Regions from separate parts of the Homo sapiens genome. Here region 2 is linked to region 1. The links are chromatin loops, found by intact Hi-C in ENCODE. Cell type or tissue: PC-3. All regions are shown on one strand. Each heading gives the region's core, and the rest is flanking DNA. Links, peaks and the distances in the headings are about the cores only. Region 1 overlaps LINC01846 (long intergenic non-protein coding RNA 1846). Region 2 has its middle 150 kb from the start of LINC01846.

The links. A loop is a pair of places that touch in the nucleus more often than their neighbours do. Peaks named below come from ENCODE experiments on the same cell type or tissue, not always from the same donor. Only the 100,000 strongest peaks of a DNase experiment are listed, where the experiment ranks them.
Region 2: a loop joins it to region 1, with 5 times the contacts of the local background. A loop is called at or near these places in 5 of 110 quality-filtered maps.

The regions. Positions count from the first base shown.
Region 1 is chr5:98,106,306-98,111,696 of GRCh38, reverse strand. All of the region lies in intron 3 of LINC01846 (long intergenic non-protein coding RNA 1846), which reads left to right. Among named protein-coding and RNA genes, the nearest start is that of LINC01846, 52 kb to the left of the region's middle. In PC-3, for the core only: no CTCF peak of the experiment used is centred there; DNase peaks (open chromatin) are centred at 1,226, 1,876 and 2,986; H3K4me3 peaks cover 1,768 bases; H3K27ac peaks cover 4,985 bases.
Region 2 is chr5:98,307,367-98,312,757 of GRCh38, reverse strand. No RefSeq gene overlaps it. Among named protein-coding and RNA genes, the nearest start is that of LINC01846, 150 kb to the right of the region's middle. In PC-3, for the core only: no CTCF peak of the experiment used is centred there; DNase peaks (open chromatin) are centred at 2,767, 3,587 and 4,757; H3K4me3 peaks cover 1,784 bases; H3K27ac peaks cover 4,741 bases.

The DNA.
Region 1 (5,391 bases), core at 88-5,087:
ATAAATAACAATTTAATTTCTGCAGTAAACTGCTCTGACATTTGCTACAATAAACAAGAACAAGATTATGTGCTTGCTTTATCATTTTGAAAAGACTGTTATTAAATATTCAATCCTTAGAAATTGTAATTTATATTTATGGAATATTAGGAGAAATTATATGTGATTATTCATAGATATATATTTGTATTTCAAGTAAATGAGGAAAAAGGAACCAAACTAAAATGCATTTTTGTTTCTCTTTGTCTACTTTATGTACCTTATTTTACTACAAATCTGGAGACCTAGAATTCACTACCCAAAGAATTTGCTATGACCTCATTCTTACCAGATTAAGCTAAGAATGGTAAGAGCATGTGAAAATTCAATAAAGATAGTGATCATTTCTTTAATTATGTAAACATTTGAGGATTTTCTTTTACATTTGGGATCAACAAGCTGATAATATTTGTGTACTATTTTTTAAAAATAACTATTTGTGTGTGTATGCGTTTAATTAATTTTACTTATAAAATGTTTCTATCAGTCCCTTAGCTCAGGGGTTCCCCAACCATCAGGCCGCAGACTGGTACCCTCCATGGTCTGTTATAAACCAGGCCACACAGCAGGAGATGAGTGGTGGGCGAGCCAGCATTACCACCTAAGCTCCTCCTTCTGTCAGATTAGATCAGCAGCAGCATGAGATTCTCAATAGTAGCTTCTACCCTGTATTCCAACTGGGCATGTGAGGGATCTAGATTGTGCACCTATGAGAATATCTGATGATCTGAGGTGGAACACTTTCCAAAACCATTCCCCACAACCCTCCCCCCACCCCGCCCAACAAATCCTTCCCATCCATGGAAAAATTGTCTTCCACGAAACTGGTCTCTGGTGCCAAAAAGGTTGGAGACCACTGCTTAGCTAGTTCTTAAGTGAGACAAATTTGAACACACTGTATAATTAGATTAAAGTAAACATTTCTGAACCCAGCTTTTTTCTTAATTTTACTTTGAGCAACAGGTGATGGTAACTGTGCCTAGTATTTCCTATATTTCATGTTCATGCATGTTTATCAAGCAAGTGCAATATGTAGCATAGCTCCGTAGTGATCCCTGCTTCCTGTGAGAGAGTCGGCTCAAAGTTTATGAATATTTGGAGGATGAGGCAGAGCAGCAATCTTATCAGCTTTAATTTGTCACTCTACAGCTTGCCTCCATATTAAGTCCTCACATCCAGAGATGGTCCATAACTTTGAGATTAGCTAAGCCTATGAGATAATGCATTTTATTTCATTAACCATCTGTGGTGTGCTGCCAGGGATTTATAAATGCTGGTCGATGCTTGTGTTCCCTTAAGGATAATTTTGCAATCAGTCTGCAAAAGATGTGAATAGAAACCACCCAGCCCTGAGGAAAGATGACATCGTCACTCAGATAAATAAAGATATAGGGAAAAAATGATGACTAAATAAAATATATGGTATCTAAGCCAAATTAGAGAAGACAAACTTCCTAGAAGGAGCCATAGAAAGATAAAATAATGAGAACTTTAAAGACAATCTGGTTCTATTTCTTCACTTTAATGATGAGAAAAAATGTGCTCCAAAAAGAGCTTCTTTTCTTCTTCTTTTTCTTTCTTTCTTTTTTTTTTTTTTTTCAGGGTCATGGGCTATGTGAGTTGAAGACAACTCTGAGTCTAGTGTTTTCACTGGGAAGCCTTTCTCTCTGGAGCATCTCACAGAGAGGTTACTGCAAGCACACCACACCCCAGCAGTCTGGGAGCCTGTATTCTTTTAAAACAGAACTTAACAAAGGACACAGACACACAAACCCACAAAAAGATTACTGTTAGCAAACAGATGACTGAATCACTGGGTCTTTTCCACTTTTGATTTGAGGGGTATATGATGATTAATGCAGGATGATGTGAGAGGCTGCTTTCTGCACAAAAAAAGTCTGGAGCACTAGGGAAAAAGTGGAAAAGGAAAAAAAGCTGATGTTCAAAACCACAGAATCATATGTGACAGAAGGAGCCAGAACCTCTCCAACTAAGGCTCACAGAGCACACCACATAGAGGCTAGCGTGGCTCAGGCTGCCTGTGCCAGTCTACTAGGCTGGTACTCTCTGCTCTGAAGGCGGGGGAAGGAAGAGGATTGGAAAGCAGCAAGGTCAGGTGGCTCTGGCACTCTACCTGTAATGCCTTAAACACATCCCAAGGCTTGCATGGACGAAAGATGGGCTTTCTGAGGCTACATGGACTTTAAAGATTGAATACAATTCCAAATGAAGGTACAATTTGCATTTAGCACACATGGATCCCTTTGAAATGTTTCACTGGAGCTGGTGGTAAAAATTTTTGTTTATGAACAAAAATTTTCCAGTTGTCTCTGGATATATTCCTAAGACCCTCTGACTAAACATACACTGCATATATTTGTTTAACATACAATCAGATTGATTCTGTACAAAATATGTAATGTGATTATATTTGCTTATATGGTAAAAAAAAAAAAAAACTTCACATCTGTCTGCATGCATCTGTCAGAAATACCTATGGCAATATACTGACAGAGGAAATTCTTTCACTATTTATTATGCATAATGTGGACTTATAATTGCATAAGAACAGAAACAGAAAAGTTGATGTGAAAATGTACCCCACACTTGGACAATGAATGATTCCCCAGTCCAAGCTTTTAAAGTATTTTACATACAATTCTTAAACAGATTAAAATACAAATATAGATCAAGAATGATTCACCTGATCTTTGCCTGATCCCAAGCTGGCTTATAAAAACCTCACTTAAATTACAGTTTATCTTCTACTGCCCACCAGAATCCCATAGGCTTCATGTATGGAAAATCTAATTCAGAAGGATCAAACTGGGGTTAGGAATGTATGTTTTAAAAAGCTCTAGATATCTAAGTAATTTGTCATATTTTTAACTTTAAGAACTTCTGACTCACAGCACCATCACTTCCCCTAACGCAAATCCCAAACATAAAGTTTACTGTCTCATGCTTGAAGAATATGAGAACTGTTCTGATGAACCAAAGCTGTGAGGACATGGGAAAGAGTAGTTATTCTAAAGGGCCAGTATTAGGCCCAGATGTTTAGGTAAAGAGAATTGAGAGTCAGTCCCTCAAGCTAGCATATCAGACTCCTCAAGGGCAGCATTTGTGTCTCATTTGCATCCTCACTTCTGGCACAGAATTTTATGCTGAAAAGGGCTTGATCAATGAAAGCAGCATTCTCACTGGGGAGAGTGGACCATCAACATTTTTTAAGGTCTATGCAACTCAGAGGAGAAGACCAAAAATTAAAAAGAACTAGGGGAAGTATATTAGATATAGATGTCTATTATCTACTTTCATACTGCATGAAGTTTGGACTAACATTTAAATGATCAAGGACATGGAAGTTGGACAGCTATATTTAGCTCTACTTTAAAAGATCAGTGAGTGGCTCTAGTGTTTATTCCTTGCTTTTCCTCAGAGTGTCATATATCTGTTTCAATAGCTATGGAATCTAATATATACACATAATGTAAGATAAATGTATGTGTATTGATCCCTTTCTCCTAAAATTAATGAGATGAATCTAGCTATTTGCAAAGGATTCATTGATAAGGATGCTGAAAGGAAAGAAACATGGAGGTTAACGGGCCCATTTTGTCATGTAACCATTTTGATGAATAGTGAGAAGGTAGATCCCTGCTGTACTAAAGTCTTTTCTCTTTAAATAAATAATAATGATTTACTTCTATAACCACTGAGCTTTTATGCCTTAGGTCTAACTAAGACTTTAACGGGAGAATAAGGGAGGTACAAGAAGGATACCACCTGAGATAACATGAACTAAGTCTTTATTAACCATAACTTGACATTAGCTGGCAACTCATTTCCTCTAAAATGCAGTATTACAAAGGTTTTACTGTGTGTATACCCATGTCTATATGGTAATGAGATGGGTTTTTTATGTGGTTTATGGAAAGCAGCAATCATTATTTTATAGCCACTTCCCACCCTTTTCCCTATTCTCAGCAGTAAATTCTCTTTCTTTTAATGTTCTCTATATCCCCACCTCAATTTCTAATGTCTCTTAGGTCAACAATGTTCTAAATGTCCAATAAATTCAACTTCAGGTTTCTCTTATTGTTTTTCATCTCTGATCTATCTGAACATACCACTCATTAGGAGTGAGAGCAAGAGAAAAATTTATTTTTGTTGAGAGATTTATATTTAGCATTTTACAATTTCTATTGCATAAACAGGAAAGTTAAATCATATAATAATAAGATGATTGTTTTAGATTACTAAATAGTTCATCTAAAAGGAAAACAGAAAAAAAAGAAACCAACCTGTGTTTAAATATTTTAAGAAATTAAAGGTTTTTTTTTTTTTTTTTTTTTTTTTTTTTTTTTTTTTTTTTACCTAACTTTTAACCAACAAGTTCTTTAGTTAGACAGAAATGGGAAGAAATTGTGGGGTTCAAAGACCATAAGAATACAGCCAGCAGGTTTAGAAAGAAGATTTGTTTGTGGGAAAAAAAGTACAAGTATGTTATCAATTAGAAACATATCATAGCCTTTTTCTGTTGGAAAAAGGAATTATTTTTGGACTGTAACATGTTAGTCTCACGGTGTTTCTCCCCTTAGATTTGGAGTTTAAATAATATTAAAAAAAAAAAAAGCTGTCTGGTTTCCCACAATCCACAGGAGGTTTGTGTGTCTGCACTCTTGCTCACACCCTGAAATTCCGTTATATTAGTCTCCTTCCCTCTCTGGGGAGCAGATGATGCCTCTTCATCTTTGCAGAGCTTGCCTTCACATGGTAATGAAACCCACTAAGGAATGCAAGAAAAATTATGAAAAAAAAAGGCTAGGTTAAATGATACTTCAACTGCTAAATCTCAATGATGTCAGCTCCTCAAGAAACATGTGCATATGTGGTTTCCCCCAAGAAATCCTACCTAAACTTCCTATCCTCCTAGTCTCTGATATTTTTGATATTTTCTCAAATGAAAGAATACCACCAAAGCATACAGCATGTACACACTAAATTATACTTTAAGTACCATATGACATTTACAGAAAGGGTCTTAAAAACACTAAACATCTGTTTGGACATGAAGAGGAAATGACCATTGTGAAATTTCTCAGGAAAATCAGTTTACTGGGAATGACATGGAAGGTCAGGAGCAATTATATTTTCTGTTGCAGCTGCTTAAACACTGGCTAGAAATTAAAACATTGGAATAACTTCTTTGCTTTATGGTCATGATGCAACTCAGTGGTTTTAAACTTGTTACCAAGGACAAGCCAATCCCGAAAATAGGTCCATTTTTCACTAATGCTTTAGAAAAGAAAATGTTTAGCTTTCCCCAGTCTGTCAATCTTGTGGTAAGGA
Region 2 (5,391 bases), core at 292-5,291, 200 kb before region 1:
CCCTTCTTTAATTACGTTTTTATTTCAAACTCAGGTTTTACATAAACCTTTCCCTGGCCAGCCTAACCAAAATCTTAGCACATCCCTGCCCAACCCCACTGTCATTTTCCCCTGCCTTACATTTTTCTCCCTAGCACTTATTAGTATATAACACATACTAAATATAATCTTGTTTATTTTTACCAGTTTTGTTCATAGGTGAATCTTGTTAGCAGAGTGCTTAGGACCTGGTAGATACTCCATACATATTTGTGAAGTGAATGAACCTATTCTGAATTCAATACATGGCCTTATAGCCTTTCATACTAAGTCATGCTCCAATTTTACATGATGTCTTATTCTCACTCTTAGTGATAGTAAGTTTAGCAAGTTACTGAATAAGGAATTTTTTGGGAGAAGAAGTTGCATCTTTCCACAAGCAAAGAAATCGGAAGTTAAAGACATTCTCATAGCCAAAGCGTTATGGAGGAGTTCGGCTGTCACTAGGCTAATTGGGCGCTCAGTTAGAGAGTTTAAAAATATTTGAGTCAAACAGAAATACATTATTGCTCTTGATTCTTTTTCACAGTATTGAATATTGAGTAAGTAAAAACTATTAGCAGAGTAAATGAATTTAAAATATTTATTTAAGAAATGACACAAATTATCATTCACTTCTGAACACAAGGTTTACCTGTGAATCATTCTTCCTTGAAATGGCTGAAAACTAAGAAATAAGTAATTTCAAGGTTCTGTTTCAGGCATTGCTAACTTCAATTAAAGTGAGCTAAGGCTACAGCAGTAAGAGAGAGTGGATCTGGTGGCAACTGCTAGTTAGAATTAGAGCATTTCATATGTGTAAAGTACCACAAATTTGACTTTCTGATACCACACCTTTGTGATACTACAATCTCTGCTCTGGCATCCTTTTTTTACGGTCATCCAACATATATTTAAACACACTCAATGATGAGAAATTTACAACATTTTTAGGTAGTTTATCTTTGGGCGATTTTGTTAGAAAGCTCACTTATATTGACTCAATTTCTTTGAAGTTTACCTAGAAGATATTCACTAAACAGTATTGACTGAATAAATGCATGATTGGATTGGGTAAAATTAATTTGCAAAGAAGGTGACATAAGAAACAGGTATCCTGACAAGGCTTGACGGTTCATAGACTGGCAGTGATTAAAGGTGCCAGAAATCTTCAGAAAATTGATGTAAGAATTAAATAAAAAACTATACCCTGAGATTATTTTCTGTAGAGGCAAATAGGCCTTCACCCTCCTACTCTGAGGAGAATAAGATGCAGTTTAGTATAATAACTGATATTTATAAAAACTGTGTGTTACTGAGAAGAGGTTCTATCATGTAAAGTATATTTTTAAGTTATCTAAAAATATATTTACATGGTAATATTTGTTCTCCAATAGTAGCAAATAAGTAAGACCTTATTGTAATTCTGAAAACAAGTCAGACTTCTAAAGATTGTATGCACATTACGTTCAAATCAAATCTTTCTGAGAATGGGACAGAAATAAGAATATGATAATAATGCTTTAAATGTAATGGAGAGGGACTTATTAGAAGCATGCATTGAATTTGAAGCATAAAGATATTCAACTGAGCAAAATAAAATAACTTTATTTTGAAATCCCTTGTATGAATTTATCAAGTGCAATGCCTATGGTCAATTAGAAGAAACCGGACTAAACTTGAAATTCTGCCTGTTCATTTCTGAGGCACTTTTTGATATGTCAAGTTTGCTTTCCCATCGTTCTAGCTTTGATAAATATTGATATTTATATATTTACCTCTGTATTGTTACATGTATATGTATATATAAGGAGGGAAACACAAACACATATCATATATTGCAAGAAGGCCTAAATCGCATTTGCTGTTTTAGATCTCTACTTGCCTCTAAAATGACAGCATTTCATAGTGGGCTCCAAGTTACGAGATCTGGTTTCTTGTCCCAGATCTGGCATTGTACACTGGGGGGCAAGCATTTACAATCTTCATATGCTTGAGAATTTTTCTGATTAAATGATTACTAATGTCCTAGCTAACTTCAATATCTTATAATATCACAATCCTATGAGTATTTTGGATTGGGAAAATCTCTCACATCTCTAATATGTGAATGTCAACCAAAGGATAATGGGAGTGAAATACCATGATGATATGTGCTGGGCATCTGCCACTTGCTACTCAGACTCCATCCTTTGTACTGCGAGGCTGCAGGAGCCAGTCTTTATGGATTACATCAATAGGGTCCCTTGAACTCAGAGGAGGGGAAGAAAAAAGGGAAGGATGAAGAGTGAGGTTGGAGTGTATATTCCTTTGCTTCTTTTCTGCAAGTCATTATTGCAGGCAGACTGTGTGACTCAAGCCTGTAGCTCCTGTCAGTTTACAGTGACTGCCCACCCTCCTTGCTTCCTCAGGCCTACCCAGTGCCATGTTCTTAGCCCTGTTGTACTACACTCCTCTTTGTGAATTCCTTATTCTCTGACCACATTTTTGCAAATATTTTCTTCGTTAAAGTCATTACAAATTATGCCAAGCTGAATGTGGCATCACTTTCCTGCTGGGATCCTAAGTGGCTGGGAATACAAACCCCTGGGTGGCTGCAGCTGGGAGGATGGCTATTGTGTTGCACGGGATGAATACTGGAATTACTCCCTCTGTCTCAGTCATCAACCAGGCACTTCCTCTCTCTGACCAGAGGCACAGGAAACCACAGCACTCTCATTGCTATGGGACAGGTCAATGGAAAACAGTGACACACAAGACAGAGCACTGCAAGCAGAGGGAGAGAGAGTGTCTCTCACAGGCTTTTGCAGAGTGAAAGGAAAGCCAGTCTCCGGGAGAAAGCGTTATTTTGTGCTGAGAACACGGAAGAGTGAATCATCTCAGAAAGATTGCTCATTTGCAGAGTAAACTCTGTGTCGTCAGAGAGGAAGAGGTTGGGGATTTTTCACAAAAGTTACCAATCCATTGATAAAAGGAAGAAACAATCTATACTCGGCCAGCCTGTCTTTTAATTGGCAAGATCCAGTTTCTTAGCAGAACTGAACAACTTAGAAGGGATAGAAACTGCGCCAAGAGAAAGGAAAAGACCAGACTTGTTAGCATCTGACTAAGAGTTCTCATCAGTTATAGTGGAAAAAGCAAAGTATAAAAAAAACCTTGAAATTAATACCAGAATCCTACTGTAAGTCATTTTGGTTTGTTATATGGACATTTGCTTTAGTTAAATAGATATGGAGGTGGATGATAGATGGATAGATAGATCAATAGAGAATTCCATAACATATGTTTAGACATTTTCATACAGTCCCAAATTAAAGAAGTGTGAATTGAGTAAACCTCACTAACCTTTCCAGTTAGGATACTTATATTTGCGGTAGGTATTTAAAACATGTTTTCATTTACGGAAAAAAATATATTAAGTACCGAGTATATGCTGAGCATTGTATGAATAACCAAAACAAACAGCTTTATTTCTCTTTATGTGTTAATAAGTGAGAAGGACATATAAAGAATGAAGCACAGTGAAGCATTCCAATTATAGCTGCCATTCCTTCTGTCCGACATGATTTTCCATCCGATCACCATGTGACTCATCCTTTATCACTTTCCTGTCTTATCTCAAACAGCACCTGTTCAGTGAGGCCTTCATGAATCTTTATAACATTTTAATCCTCCCACTTTCTATTTAATTTTTTTCATATAATTTTTAAAAATAATTGTCATTCTCCACCTTCATTACAGAATACAAACTCAATGAGGGAGAGTTTCATGTTTTTTTTTTTTTTTTTTGGTTTGCTTTGCTTAGTGCTTTAACTCCAGAACTCAGAACAGTGCCCAGCACATACAGGAGTTATTTATTTTTATTTTTTTTTTTTTTTAGTGAAAGGTAGGAAAAAGGAGGGGGAAGGGGTTCAGGGGAAACACTCAGGAGAGGAGTCACTTTTACATTTGAGGTGAGGTCAGGAAAGGCTCTGTGAAGCTCTTACCTTTGATCTGAGTCTTGAAAGATGAGTGGTTTTTTAGGTGGTGGTAGAGGGTGTTGAATAAATAAAGGCAGTGATCTAAAAGACATATCAATCACATTTATTTGAGTGCTGATTAAAGTTATAAATGTTTAATTGGTACCCTCATTAATAGAAATTTTTCTATCACTATATATATATTCAATCAGATTCTGGAGGAAAATGCCTGGGAAAGGTTGAGTAGTAGTTCTAGCTCAGGTGATTTTGTCCCCCCAGGGAAATTCTGAAGTGTCTGAGACATTTTTGGTTGTCACACTGATAGAGAGTGCTATTGGCATCTGGTAGGTAGAGGCCAGGGATATTACGAAACATTCCACATTGCACAAGACAGTGCCCCAAACATAGGCTCATCTAGCTCAAAATGTTAATAGTGACACAGATGAGAAACTCTGATTTAAAGAGAATTAGTGAAATTGAGACTAATCTCTAAAGTCTGTGCCAACACTGAATCTGAGGTTGTTTTTGAGTAGGATTTGTTTTAAACTAATTTCATTGAAGGTATACAGGATAATTAAGAGCACATTTGTTATGACTGAAACAAATCTGAGTGTCCCTCAAAGTATGTGTTAGCTTTTTTGAATATGACTGTCATAGAGTCCAGTAGTCTACCTTGTCTTCAGGGAATACGTTCTAAGGCCTCCAGTGGATATTTTAAACCACAGATGGTGGCAAACCCTATATATATTATGTTTGGTTTTGATCTGATAACTGAGATGGTTACTAAGTGACTAATGGGCAAGTAGCATATACAATGTGGATACACTGAATAGAGGAATGATTCACGTTCTGTGGGGGACAGAGTGGGGCAGTGAGTGATTTCTTCAGGCTACTCAGGGTAACTGAAATTGTGGAAGGCAAAACAATGAATATGGGGGAACTACTGTGCATTGGCCTAATATAGTACATTGGGCTTCATGTTTTCCTGTAGGTCTGTCTTGAGCTGCTATAACAGAATACCTGAGGCTGAATAACTTATAGTAAACAGAAATTTATTGGCTTACAATTCTGGAGGCTGGAAATTCAAAGATCAAGGTGCTGGCATTTTGTAGGGGCATTCTTGCTGTGTCTTCACAGAGCAAAAGTTGGAAGGGCAAAGAGAGAAAGAGAACAAACCCATTCCCAAGAGTCATTTTTATTATGGCATTAATCTATACATGAGACCTCTGCCCCCATGACCTAAACACCACCCATGAGGCCCCAGCTCCCAACACTGATGCACTGGGGATTAAGCTTTCAACACATGAATTCTAGGGGATACATTCAAATGATATCACCATTTCTGCACTGATTCTGGAATATTTCGGAAAAAATAGCTATCCTAAAATTACAATCTAGTGGGAGTTCCCCAAGT